3 separate regions of the Homo sapiens genome follow, and all the other regions are linked to region 2. Evidence: chromatin loops called from intact Hi-C (ENCODE). Cell type or tissue: psoas muscle. All regions are shown on one strand.

Region 1 (5,000 bases), 66 kb after region 2:
TATTCAAGAGGAAAAAAGGTTTTTTCAGTTGAGGCTAATATTTTCTTTATAAAATTTTCAAAAATATTTTCTCTCACAATCCAAATAGAGAAGAAGGGTGAAAAATCAAGAATTATTTTCTGGCATTTTTGTAATATTGCAAGATAATCAATTGCTGCTCAAGGCAGAGATCTCCATAAGTCAACCAATTTTTGCTCATCTACCCCCATTACAATTTCTTATATTAAGAATCCTTATTAAACCACTCAAATTATTATTGTTGAATAGTTTTAGGTATACAAAAATCACTTATCTTGTTCAATCTTTCTCAAAGTAAGCTGGTAATCAAGATAGCAATAGAAGACAGTAACTTAACAGAACTATTTATAGAACACACTTCCCTTTGCTAACCTTGAATTACAAGTGAAGGGCTAAAATCTCTCCATTTATTCTACAAACATCTATGATAAAGTAACTTGTTTGTACTACTAAGCACCATTTTAAATATTCTAAGTATTATATAGAATACCTATCAAGTATGTAAAACCCGTTAGAAAAAGCAATGTCAACAGCAAAACGCTGGCAAAATACTTATAGGTGACAGTATTTCCTTAAGTATGAATTTATTCTGAGTTTGCTCTGTGTCCTTTAGCTGAATTAGCCATGTTCCTCCCTTTAAAACTTTCAAACTAAAGAACTTGTAAAGACGAAAGGCGTAGTTTAGATTCATCTCTGCCTATGAGCAAGGAACCAGACAGGGCTTCTTAATTTCCTCAATTACATCATCAACAAGATTGGGGAAAAGATGGGTAAAATATGAGTTTATGTATTGTTCAGAGCTGCCTCAGGAGGGAAGAAGGGGAAATACTGTTTCTCCCTTGGTGTGCCTTTAGTCAGAGGAAGATATTTATCGATAGTGTGAAGGAAACTTGAGAGATTAAGAACATTTAATATATGTATTCCAATAGTTTTAGAATATCAGCCAGGTATGGTGGCTCACGCCTGTAATCCCAGCACTTGGGGAGGCCAAGGCAGGTGGATCACTTGAGGTCAGGAGTTCGAGAACAGCCTGGCCAACATGGTGAAACCCATCTCTGCTAAAAAAAAATCAAAAAACATACAAAAATTAAGTGGGTGTGATGGCACTGGCCTGTAGTCCCAGCTACTCAGGAAGCTGAGGCAGGAGAACAGCTTGAACCTGGGAGGCAGAGGTTGCAGTGAGCGGAGATCATACCACTGCACTCCAGCCTGGGCAACAGAGTGAGACTCCATCTCAAAAACAAACAAACAAACAAACAAAAACAATGTCAGAAAAAAATGAATCTAACTGATGTCCTTCCATACCCAATTTCTCAAACTAGTGTCTGAGTTTCTCTTCAAGTCAACAAAGAAAGTAGAATATAGTGAACTCTGTAGTAACTATGTAAGGTGACAAACTCAAGAAAACATGCTTTAGAATTAGCTAGATCCAGGTATGATGCCAAGTTTTGATATTTGCTAGCTATGTGATGACCCTATCTAAGTCTGCTTCTTCCTCTGTTAAATGTGGGTTGATAATAGTACATAACTCAAGAGTGAGGCTGAGAATTAAATGAGATGATGTTGGTAAGGCGTTTAAGTACAGTCTCTGTCACACAGTTAAATTCTCAACAAATGTAAACGATCTGAAACTGTAAGGAAAGGTTTTTCATTCCTATTGTTAGAGAACTCATTTGGCAATTTTTCAGTGAAGAAAATCGTGGAAGGCAGTCATCTGCTGCTTATGAAGTTGCTGGGTCTAAGTTGGATTTCCCATTTGTGGTATTGCCTCTTAAAGTATCAGTTTCTCTCTGACTGGAGTACTGACAGCCTGCCGGAGCTAATAGCCTCTGTACTAAAACTTCTCCACATGGCTAGGCACAGTGGCTCAGGTCTGTAATCCCAGCACTTTGGGAGGGCAAGGAGGGCACATCGCTTGGGTCCAGCAGTTTGAGAACAGCCTGGGAAACACAGTGAAACCCCATCTCTACAAAAAATACAAAAATTATCCAGGCATGATGGTATGTGCCTGTAGTCCTACATACTTGGGAGGTTGAGGTGGGAGGATCGCTTGAGCCCAGGAGGTAGAAGCTGCAGTGAGCCATGATTATGCCATTGTACTGCAGCCTGGGTTACAGAGGGAGATCCTATCTCAAAACACAAAAACTAAAACAATAACGCAAACAAATAAAAAAAAATCCTCAACATGAATGACTTATTATAGCAAGTGATACAGAAGATATTACCACAGAGTGTAATACTGACACAATCCTGATCCCACTGCTCTTTAAAGTCAGTCAGGCTGCACAAAGATACTCATGTTTATCACAAATCAACTCTTTTCCTACTTTCATGAGAATAAAAACCTAGACAATAAAAAAGAAACAGTATTCATCTTATGGGGAAAAAAAGAATTTGACGTATTAATCCAGACACAGTTCAAATCGTTTGTCTTGAATGCCACACACTTTTTTGCCCCAGTTCCTTTTGTGAAAAGGAAACATAGGTTCTGCCTACTTAAATGGGACAGCATGTAATGTGTCTGGAACACATCTCACATGGAGTCATTTCTAAGTGTCTATAATCACCATCACAAAACGGTCTCCCTGCACTGTTTCACTGAGTTGTTTTAAAAGATTAACACGTGACAGAAAATGTTACTGTTTTCTACAATGATCAATTATATCTGCTTTCCACTACTGAATAATTTCTACTCAATAAGCATTTAGTGAAAATCTACTATGATTCTGGATGCTTTGTCATTTACACCCCCAAGTTTATCTTCACTGCTTTTTGTATGGTAGGTTCATCAGTACCACAAACGATCAAGCAAGTTAAACTCAATAAAACAGAGGTTTTCTCCCAAAATGTCCCATTCCACTTTATGTCCACTAACCTCAAAACATGTATTTGTATGGAAAACATAACAAATCCGTGAACATTTGAAAATAATGAATTCTTACTAAGCAGAATATGTCATCCTAAACACAGTCTTATAAAAAAAAAATTACCTGAAAAATCACATGACTAAAGTCAGCATGAAAAGCTCTACTTCAAAGAAAAGATCCATAAAATTTTGACCAGAAAAACGGGTAAAAGCAAGGCTGAAAAAAAAATTACAATAGTTAGAAAAGAAAAAAAATGGTAAGGCAAATCAGTCACAAATCTGGAACTCTCTCTGAGCATGATGATTCATTCAACAGGTAGAATATATGCCCTGTAAATTTCTCTAACAAACAAAAAGTTCATTTTAAAAACTAGTAATTAAATGACAATATAAGTAACTTCACTTAAAGAATCCACAGGTAAATTTTTTTTTTAAGAGACGGGGTTTCATCATGTTGGCCAGTCTTATCTCAAACTCCTGACCTCAAGTGATCCGCCTGTCTCGGCCTCCCAAAGTGCTGGGATTACAGGTGTGACCCACTGTGCCCGGCTGGTAAATTCTTAAACAGTGAAACATTTAAAACTCAAATAGCAGAGCTTATATTAGAGTCATGTGGCTCATTATCATATAAATTTACTATGTGTTCTGACTCTGTCCATGTTTCTAAGAGTATATAAATTCAGTAATACAGTATTAGCTCCTATTTATCCTTGTTTATTTCACTTTCCCATTTAATTCAAAAACTGTTTCTTCTTGTTTCCAATTTGAAAGTGTCCAATCTGAATGTAAAAACTGTACTACTTTTTCTCTTTTATCTGTTAAGCTTTTTTTAATTAAAACTTTCTTTCCATCATAGTTTTCGGTAAAAAAGCAAGATAAAAAAAAAAGTTTAATATGGTAACTTTAAAAACAATGCATGACGGGGAAAACTGAAGGGAACTAGAAAACTAATAATAATTTCATTTGCAAAGTTGAATTTTTTCTTCCTTTCACTATCTTCCAAAATTTCTGAAGTTTATAAGTTAAAAATGAGTTTTCTTGAAGAAATAACTTAAACCAAAAACAATCAATGGACAAATACAAAACTACTAGCCTAACACTTCATAGAATTCAAACACAATCACAAAGACTTCCAGAAATTCAGTATCTTTTACTTTGCTAAAATTCTACTGACTTAAATATTGTTTTAAATCAATTAAGAATACCCAATTTCTCCGAAGAAGACATACAGGTGTCTTCTTTGTATATTTTTATAGGTACATAAAAATGTGCTCAACATATCTGATCATCAGGGAAATGCAAATCAAAACCACAGTGAGACTGATACATATCCTCACACCCATTAGGATGACTATTATTAAAAAACACACACACACAACATAAGAACATAAGTGATAGTGAGGACGTGGAGAGACTGGAAGCACTGTTAGAGGGAATATAAAATGATACGGTTGCCATGGAAAATAGTATGGCAGGTCCTTAAAAAATTAAAAATAGAACTACCATAATGATCCAGCAATCCCACTTCTGGATACTTATCCAAAAGAGTTAAAATCAGGATCTCAAAAAGGTATCTGTATTCCCATGTTTATTGAAATATGAATAGCCAAAATGTAGAAATAACCTAAATGTCTACCGATGGATTAATGTAGTTAATCCATGTAGTTTTAGTGGGTCTTTAGATGAAAAAAATAAAGAAAATGTGGTACACACGTGCAATAAAATATTATTTAGCCTTAAAAGAAAGAAAAAATTCTATCACTTGTGATAACATGAATGAACCTGCAGGATGACATGTTAATAAAGTAAGCCAGTCACAAAAGGACAAATACTGCATAATTCCACTTATATGAAGTATCTAAAGTAGCGAAACTCAGAAGCAGAAGGTAGAATGGTGATTACTGTAGAGTGGGGAACTGTTATTCAATAGGGACAGAGTTTCAGTCATGCAAGATGAAAAAGTACTAAAGATCTGCTGTAAAACAATGTGCACATAGTTAACAATACCATACTAAATACTTAAGAATTTGTTAAGAAGACAGATCTCATTTTTTTAACCACAATAAAAAACAAAAAAGTAGACCTAAAAATTCATAAGAAAAAATATTTATATGTA
Region 2 (5,000 bases):
ATACAGATAGAAATATAAATAACAAGGAGACCTGCCCTCAAGGAATTTATAATTCAGCAGAAAAAGAGAGAGGTGTACACAAATGTCTATGATAAATGGTACTAAGGTATGCTGCTCAGCGAGCTGCACAGATCATTAAGGAAATACAAAAGAAGCAGTGAATGTCTATTTCCGAAGCTACAGATGTCAAGCATAAGCTAATCCTTGACGGATAAGAAGAAATTCAGTGTCATCTAGGAAAGGCAAAAACTTGTGAAAGTGAATATTAGCTCTAGAAATAGGGAGTCACGGGGATATGGCCAGAGTGTGGGATACTTGGTAGAGATGAAGATGAGAAAAAAACAAAGCTTGAGCCAGAAAAATGAAGATCTTCAAGTGCCATACTAAGGAGCCTAGAGGCTTTATCCTAGAAGTAGGACACACAGAACAATGATGTGCAGGAGATCCACGATAACTTCTTACCATGAAAAAGCAGAATTCTTAATTGAAACTTAAAGTATTCAAACTGAAAATCATGTTTTAGTTAAATGAGTTTGGATTTTATTTTTTTTCCTACTCAAATAAAATGCTCTATATTACTATAGCTTAATATGGAATGTAATGTCTAGACAGTATTCTATTTTTATACTCATCATAAGCTTATTAAGTACAAAGTCTGAGTCTTTAGTAATTCTTTTGAAGGTAATGTCTTTTTCATCTTGATATTTCCCACACTCTTAAGCACAGTGTTTAGCACATAAAAGGTACTCAATAAAATAAGAGATACTATAGTAAAACTCTTACAGGAAAAATTATTAGAATTTGTGCTATACCAAATCAATTTCACAAAAATGAACTGCCTGTCCACTGTTTTTCCACAAAAAATCCAGGCCATCTACACCTTGCTGGAAGGATGGAACCTCAACTGCTATACTCCTTAGATTGCTATACAGCAATCTAAGTGGCCCCATCACAGCTCCTCTCCTTGAACATTTGTTGAGATCAAGTTGCAGCTGGGCCAGGCACAATCGGTCACAGTTAGACAGCTGAGGGCATTCCAAAGAGTAGTGTTCCTTCCTCCACATTATCTGCCAAAGTAGTCATCTACCTTCAGGCAGAGCTAACCCAAGGCCTGTCCCTGAAAAAACTGCCTGAGACTTGGCTTCTTTGCACTACAGTCTTAGATCACTGGAAAGTCAGATCACCTGAAAATTCAAGTGAGATCAGGTCACAGGGCTATTCCCGCCTGGAGGATATTCCCACCCCCAGGCCTTTCTACCCAAATCTAGAGAGCTAGAGCCCTCAGCTGTCAGCAGGCTCATGTTTCTGGACTAAAAAGTTTTGAGTACAATTCTCATTCCCACCTTCTTAAGACGGATGAGGGGCAGAGGATTTCCTTTCCTTCTAAATCACATGGAAAATATAAACTACACTCCAGAAATATTCCTGTGATCACTATGAAGTTAGATTTCTTTGGTAATCTAAAAGAAGTGGAGAGGGGGCTTAGCATCTTGTTCATATGGCACTTTTGGATAACTCTGCACTTTCTCCTCTTCCACTTACAAACTGTTTATAAACAAGCCAGCCAGGTGCGGTGGCTAATGCCTGTAATCCTAGCACTCCGAAAGGCTGAGGCTAGTGGACTGCTTGAGCTCTGGAGTTTGAGACCAGCTTGAACAACATGGTAAAATCCTGTCTCCACAAAAAATACAAAAATTAGTTGGGCATGGTGGCTCGTGCCTGTAGTCCCAGCTACTTGGTGGGGCTGAGCCCGAAGGATCACTTGAGCCCGGTAGGCAGAGGTTGCAGTGAGCTGAGACTGAGCCACTACACTGTAGCCTGGGAGACAGAGTGAGACCCTATCTTAAAAAAAAAAAAAAAAAAAAAAAGATAAACAAACCAAACCTACCTATTCCTCTGCACCACACAGGCAAACTAAGAGAGGAGATGGGAGTTGGGCCTCCTGTGGCTGATGGTTGTCATGGGTGAATTTCAAATTGGGTTGCAAGGCCTACTGATTACTTCTATTCCCCTTTGTGTCATCTTCCCTGAACAAGAACACACCAAGGACCTCAGTCTAAATGATCTCTCTTGCTTAGGTCTTAGAGAGAAAAGGAATTGTCCCTACCCACAGTGATCCCGAAATTTTTCTTTTAAGAACACAATGAACATCTAGCAAAAGTTGTAGGCACTATGTTTTCATAAGAGTTTGGCTTGAAACTCACTGGGATCTGGACACTCCATGACTCCGTCCAGGGTGAAATAACACATTCCTTCCACCAAGAAGCCAACCAGAAGTCCATTCAGCGCTAGCTAGTTGTCACAAACTCCATTTTTAAAACAAGAAAAAAGCTAGAACAGAGTATGATCACAGCAGGCCAAAAAAGAGAGGACGTTAAAAAGATGATTCCATTTAAAGTCCAATCTATGGGACTAACACCAGGCACAATGCATCTGAGACAGAATGTAAATATGGTTCCTCATTAACTGGAATTCTACATTTCTGTCCACTGACCCATTTTAGCCCAGGAAACCACACTCTGCCATTTTAATCTCCTATTACCATATCAAATTTTCCCCCCTTTTTGCATAATAATTAATGTTGGCAATAATCTGAAGGTAAAGCTTCTAGAGTGTTTCAATCTTTTTAACATCAGTTGGCATTCTAACCAAACACAGGGGCTTACTTTCAGTTTCCTCATTTATATAGTGAGATGAACTAAGTCCGTTTCTAGTTTTCAACACCCAATGTATCCATTCTATCTAGGGCCAGCCCAAGCAACCTGTAAAGATAGACTGAACTTCCTAAATTAAAGGGTTTTATGGAACTAGACAGAAAGCAGCAGCCTTCATTACTACTCTTGCATTATTTTCTTCCTGTACACAAAAAATCTCAGCTTCTCCAATTAAAAGCTAACTTTCAACCAAATTCATAAAAGCCAGTCAGAGAAAATAATTAATGAGCACCATGGAACGATGACGCCAGTTTCTCAACTGGCAAAGCATTTGTTTAGATTCTGTATTAAAAATGAAAATGTGATACACATTAGGTCAGAACCTATTAACACAAGCCAAAAAGATTCAGTGTCACAGTTTCACACTATCTGTGACACTAATCTATTCTGCTAGTGCTTTCAAGGCAAAAGCATCATTTTTCCCCCAACTATGGTATATTTAAAATAGAACTCCTAAAACTAAAAAATCTTAATACTCAGATGAACAAATATTATTTTTAGCCTACCTTGATCACATTAATTAAATCTTTCTTATTGTGTATTTTATTGACCCTTAGAACCATTATCTTTCAAGGTAGTCAATTATGACAGTAATCAGATATATTATACATTGTTATGCTATCATGAGAATGCATGCTGAGAAAGGTGTATCTTTACAACTTGCTGGGTAATTTAGGAGTCATTTTTACTTTTTCCAAATTTCTACTTTGGTCTCCTACGACATTAAATGATCTACACACTTTCTCATTAGAAATATTAGAACTATTTGTGTCTTCAATTAAAATATTTCATCTATCATATACAGCTCCACAGCAATTCTAACCGCTTTAATTTGTTCCCTCACAAATTAACGCTTTCTAGATACCTTATGCGTTCATTTGCATTAAGGAGGAAATCTTCATGGCTGACTTAATACAACTGTGATTTATGGTAATATATAAATGATTCAGATAAGAATATCTAATGACATTTTAAAAATCCCTTAACTTTTAACATTTTTATGAATGTAGAAAGGCAAATTAAGCTATCTTTGACAAGTTCTATGCATTTTTAAATATACAATAGTATCCATCTCAACAAAAACCTAAAATACTATACGCAACAATAGGTTAAGATAAATAATCTGAACTAATTCAGTTAATGGCTAACCTAGGCCACAGGTTTAAGTTAACTAACTATAAGAACAAATTAAAATCTCTGATATTAAGACGAGAATAGAAATTCGAATACTCATAGAAAAAGGATAAACAAAATACAATGAATTTCAAAATTCTTTAAATGCCACATAAATTGATATCCTATTTACAATATTAAGTATTATCATTATTGTGCAGACTTCTAACTGCCTTATGGGAAATAAGAAATATGCATTTTTTTTAAAGACCGGATGTCTCATTCCCTTCATAAAACAGGATCTCAGTACCTTTACAATAGCTGACATCTTAGCCCTTTTAGCGTTCCCCAGCAGACTCCACACACTGAGGCATAGCTACAAATGCCCAGAGAAAGAAGACCCACTGGGGAAAATTGTACTCTGCTTAGCTTTGCATGCATCAGTGGGCTTCACAGTAGATAAATATATCCTACAGCCAGATTAACTGACACACTGAAGCAAAAAGGGAAATTTGAGATTTAGCCACTTCATCCTAAACCTCTTTTTAAGCAAGAGGTGGTTTATTTTTACTTCAGATTTCACATATACAAGAAAACAAACAAACAAAAAAACACCTGTCCCAAGGACTCATCCACACTAACACTAATCATTTGAAAAATATTTCTGAAAACCTTAAATTTATAATTCACCATAGTTTATTATAATTTTAAAAGAGTCACAATTATAGTTTTTGTTTTGCAGACAATAAAATTTTTGACAACACAGAGGAAAGTATATTTTCATTTGTTATTGGCTCTTTGTACACTTTTTAAAAAACAGAACTTTTAAACAAGTTGAGGACAATTTTGACAAATTAAGTAGAATCTTTAAAAACTCAAGGGGAAGTTATGAATTAGCTCACTGACATTTTTCTCAACTCCATTTCCAAGAACCCACTCCTACCCCCCAACAATGTCCCTCACCCCCACACCAAGAGCCTCCAAGCCAGATCTCTCTCTAAGGAATTGTTTGCCTAACACCCAACCCTGGGGACCACCAGAACAACCTCACCCACATTCTCAAACTCTACCTGTAGAGCCAGTTTCTTTCGGCTAGTGAAAAACTGAAATTGTGTAAGAGTTTCCTAAGTAGAATCATCATTTTAGGGGAGAAAAAGGGACTCTTCAGATTTG
Region 3 (5,000 bases), 180 kb after region 2:
AACTAGACTGTAAGGCCATAGTCACCATAACAGCATGGTACTAGTATAAAAATAAGCACACAGACCAATGGAACAGAATACAGAACCCAGAAATAAACCCAAATACTTAAAGCCGATCTTCAACAAAGCAAACAAAAACTAAAGTGGGGAAAGGACACCCCATTCAACAAATGGTGCTGGGATAATTGGAAAACCACATGTAAGAGAACGAAATTGGATCCTCATCTCATACCTTATACAAAAATCAACTCAAGATGGATCAAAAACTTAAATCTAAGACCTGAAACTTTAAAAATTCCAGAAGATAACATCAGAAAAACCCATCTAGACATTGGCTTAGGCAAAGACTTCATGACCAAGAACCCAAAAGCAATGTGACAAAAACAAAGATAAAGAGGTAGCTCTTAATTAAACTGAAGAGCTTCTGCACAGCAAAAGAACAGTTAGCAGAGTAAACAGACAACACACAGAGTGCAAGAAAATCATCTCAATCTATACATCTGACAAAGGACTAATATCCAGAATCTACAAGGAACTCAAACAAATTAGCAAGAAAAAACAAACAACCCCATCAAAAAGTAGGCTAAGGACATGAATAGACAATTCTCAAAAGAAGATATACAAATGGCCAACAAACATATGAAAAAATGCTCAACATCGCTAATGATCAGGGAAATGCAAATCCAAACCACAATGCAATACCACCTTACTCTCACAAGAATGGCCATAATAAAAAAATAAAAAGATAATAGATGCGGTAAAAATGGAACACTTCTACATTGCTTGTGGGAATGTAAACTAGTACAACCACTACAGAAAACAGTGTGGTGATTCCTTAAAGAACTAAAAGTAGAACTACCATTTGATCCAGCAATCCCATTATTGGGTATCTACCCATAGGAAAAGAAGTCATTATATGAAAAAAATACTTGCACACACGTTTATAGCAATTCACAATTGCAAAAATATGGAACCAGCTCAAATGCTCATCTATCAACTAGTGGATAAAGAAACTGTATATATATACATGATAGAATCTGTATATATATACATGATAGAATACTGTGCAGCCATAAGAAGGAACAAATTAATGGCATTCACAGCAACCTGGATGGAACTGGAGACTATTGTCCTAAGAGAAGTTAACTCAGGAATGGAAAACCAAACAACGTATGTTCTCACTCATAAGCAGGAGCTAAACTATGAGATACAAAGGTATAAGAATGATACCTTGGACTTTGGGGACTCAGGGAAAAGGGTGGGAGGGCGGTGAGGGATAAAAGACTACATATTGTGTTCAGTGTATACTGCTTGGGTGATGGGTGCACCAAAATCTCACAAATCACAACTAAAGAACTTACTCATGTCACCAAATACCACCTGTTCCCCAAAAACCTACGGAAACAAAAAATTTTTTTAAAAAAAGAGAGACACCAAAGGGCACATATGAGACCCTCCCACCATACACACACATACACTGAGGGCACAGTGAGAAGGTATCCCTCTGCAAGCCAGAAAGAGAGCCCTCACCAGAAGGTGACCATGCTGGCACCCTGATCTCAGGCTTTTAGCCTCCAAAACTGTGAGAAAATAAATTTCTGTCGTGTAAGCCACCAAATCTATGGTATTTTGTTATGGCAGCCCAAGCAGACTAAGACAGATTGGAAAAAGAGAGCAACTGGCAGCAAGAAGACCAAGTAAGGAGACTACTGCAATGTCCAGTAGCAAAGCAACAGATTACACAGCAAGCAATTAGCTACAGAGAAAAATAAGCTACCTCACTTGGCCCCAAGATTCTTAGAAGTTATATTCAAGAACCCTCACTATCCGTTTCCAAGGTCTTTAGTTTTGCTGTTTCACCTACCAGCTATTCTCATCGTTGCAATTTAAGATAGATCTTCAAGAAAGCATTAGGAATTATTACAAAGAGAGAAGCTGAGACAGAAGCCCCAAAATTTTCTTGAGTCCAGTCACGCAACTGTCAAATCGTTCCATGACCCTTTTCTCCCAAACCCAGTTAATGTCTTATTCTGAAGAACAATCAGCAAATAGCTCCTATGAAGGCCACAAGTACACTGACCTCCATCAAAGCTACCTCAATGGCTCTACCGGCACTGGGTTCCAAAGGAACCCAGTAGTCTCCTTACTTTGGATTTGTCAATTCCCTTCTTCAAAATAATGTAAAAACTTGTAAACAATACAATCGCATAAGATACTTAGGAAGTCATGTAAAATCCCAATATTTCCCAATATAAGGTAAGACAGCTATTTTATATACCCAGACAGACACTCTAAATGGAAAGGGACAATACTGGATGCTGCAGGAGCATCTTCATCACAAAGTCCTAATCACGAAGAACCAGGAAACAGCAGCGTCATCAGCAGACAGATCCAAGTCCTGTCATTCATGGATATGACTAAGTCAGACTTTCTTCCTTCAAGCATAAGCTTACAGCAGACAAGAGTTTCTCTAGCGTTTCATAACCTCCTCTTTGTATCGTCTCCTCCTCACTCAGGAGTATAAAAGTGTATCTGAACTTTTTAACTCTTTAAAACGTTAACTCTTTAGTGTCACTAAAATTTTGTTGAGATTACTGCTTATCAGTACAAAGTAGAAGCAGACTATTCCTAGGAACTATTCAGCTGTCACACATTCATACTTAAGCCTGGGGTTAACTTTGTCACTACAGCAGATCCTCAACAAGCATTTTAAAAACTGAGCTGAGAATAAAGGACTGAAGGGCACTAATATGGGGGCTCTATGGTTTGGAATACAATTAACAGAATCCTCACAAAGACTATGTCTGAGGATTTATTTTACTTTAGTGCTTCAATTTCCCCCATTTAACCAAAAAGACTCATCCAAACAATTCTGAGATTCTGATGAATTTATAAGAGATTCTGATGATTCATCAGAATTCTGACATTCTGATGAATTATATACAAATATTATATATATTTCATTCTGATGAAATATATATTTATATGTAAAATAATATGTAAATTACATATTAAAAATTATAAGGAGTTCCATAGGCTAGTGTTCCTCTCAGTCACCTGATTTAATCTTCAATAACTGACCATCAGAAATGTTTAAGTTTTATATGAAGATTCCCTCTCTCCATATGTATATGAAAAGCTTGGAATCCCTTTCAAGACTTGCTATGCCACCTAATAACTAATATCTGTACAGACCACAAACCTCCACATTTTAGAATTTCCATAAAAACTTTTAATCTGCTCATTATCACAACACCCTCAGGCAGTATTTTTATTGTCCTCATCTTAGACATAAGATAAACAGACTCAGAGAGGTTAAAATATTCTGCCCTAGGATCACATATCTAGTAAATAATAAAGCCAACACTAAAGCAAGACTTCGAATCTCCAAACTGCTCCTCTTTCAAATATACCACAATGTATCTTTATTTTCCACTACCTTAAACAAACCATTCTACACAGAACAAAAAACAGAGCATTAGTAGGTACTCGCTCAAATACCTACAGATGCTCTTTAACAAAACAACAGCCCAATCTACTTCTAAGTAAATAAAAATACAAAATGAACTAATCTTAACCCTTTCAATATTAGCATTATTACCTTTCATTTAATGAATTAAAAGTTCTGTTCTATTAAAGTATCTTCTGTATGTTTGATAACATTTTTAAACTACTTTTGGAATAAATATTTTCCATCCACTTTAACTTGTTTTTATAACTAAACACTAAATCTTTGAAAAAGGGGAAATAATAAAAATTTTCCATACTATGAAGTAACCATTCTTTTCTCTGACCTCAACTAAATGGTAGCTGTGAATATTCCAATATCTTCCAACTATCAAATTTCATATTCTTCCCAACTCACAAAGTCTAAAGACAGCTTAACAATAAGACCACACAAAAAAAGAATTACACTTTTATAAAGCTATCTGAGGTTGTAGCTATTTATATTTAATGTCTTGAAATACTAAAAATAAAGTCCTTAATTAACTATTTTATGGAGGCTTTTAATTATACTGTTTTCTCCTTAATAAAAATAAATCGGCCAGGCACAGTAGCTCACACCTATAATCCCAGCACTTTGGGAGGCCAAGGTGGGCAGAATTAAAGAACAGCCTGGCCAACACAGTGAAACCCTGTCTCTACCAAAAATTACAAAAATAAGTGTGGTGGCAGGTGCCTGTAATCCCAGCTACTTGGAAGGCTGAGGCACAAAAATCGCTTGAACCCGGAAGGCAAAGGTTGCAGTGAGCTGAGATTGCACCATTGCACTCCAGCCTGGGCGACAGAGCCACACTCTGTCTCCCAAAATAATAATAATAATAATAATTAAATAAATAAATCTTGAAGCACTTTTGGAGAATATCAACAGTACCCCATTTAAGACTTCTTTTTTTCTTCTTGTCACCTTGGCTTCAGATAAGACTTCTTATTATAACAAATTTCAAAGATTTCTAGAGATACTAAATTCCTCCTCAAGACAAACCATGCTCTTGTAGATTGGTATCAGTGCAGGTGCAACTACAACTGATTAGAGTTTGCTACTTCTGAGGGGCAATAAGAAACCACAGGCAAATGTATTTCACTGTTGATTTCTCTATTTCCTCTGTAAAATGAACAGTTACCAACTTCCTACAAGAGTTATGAAGTAAATAGCATATGAGTAAATATTTATGAAGCACTCTTATCATCACTGATTTTGTTTTAAAACAATAAGATTCCTCCCCTTCTCCCAATCATTCAGTGGACAAAGTCCTACTGCTATTATAACTTATTTGGCAAGTCTCCAGAGTCAAACTCAGTGAGAATAGAGTCTGCTCGCTACAGGCACTGTTCCTAAGCTTGAGAAGAGGGATTATACAAATATGAAGGCAAGAGAGACCCTGGCACTATGGCATGTTTTGTGTTCCTGCAGTACAGCATCTCAAACCCCTACAAACTTTAAGTGGATTTAATTATTCAACATTGTATCATGGTTCTTAAGACAATAACACTAGCAA

Evidence for each region. Peaks named below come from ENCODE experiments on the same cell type or tissue, not always from the same donor. Only the 100,000 strongest peaks of a DNase experiment are listed, where the experiment ranks them.
Region 1: a loop joins it to region 2, with 1.8 times the contacts of the local background. A loop is called at or near these places in 2 of 110 quality-filtered maps.
Region 3: a loop joins it to region 2, with 2.0 times the contacts of the local background. A loop is called at or near these places in 3 of 110 quality-filtered maps.

What each region holds. Positions count from the first base shown.
Region 1 is chr15:57,042,715-57,047,714 of GRCh38, reverse strand. All of the region lies in intron 3 of TCF12 (transcription factor 12), which reads right to left. Among named protein-coding and RNA genes, the nearest start is that of TCF12, 130 kb to the right of the region's middle. In psoas muscle, no CTCF peak of the experiment used is centred here; no DNase peak of the experiment used is centred here.
Region 2 is chr15:57,108,455-57,113,454 of GRCh38, reverse strand. All of the region lies in intron 5 of TCF12 (transcription factor 12), which reads right to left. Among named protein-coding and RNA genes, the nearest start is that of SNORD13D, 170 kb to the left of the region's middle. In psoas muscle, a CTCF peak has its summit at 2,243; a DNase peak (open chromatin) is centred at 1,004; H3K27ac peaks cover 1,546 bases.
Region 3 is chr15:56,931,892-56,936,891 of GRCh38, reverse strand. The region is part of intron 3 of TCF12 (transcription factor 12); the gene reads right to left. Among named protein-coding and RNA genes, the nearest start is that of TCF12, 16 kb to the right of the region's middle. In psoas muscle, no CTCF peak of the experiment used is centred here; no DNase peak of the experiment used is centred here.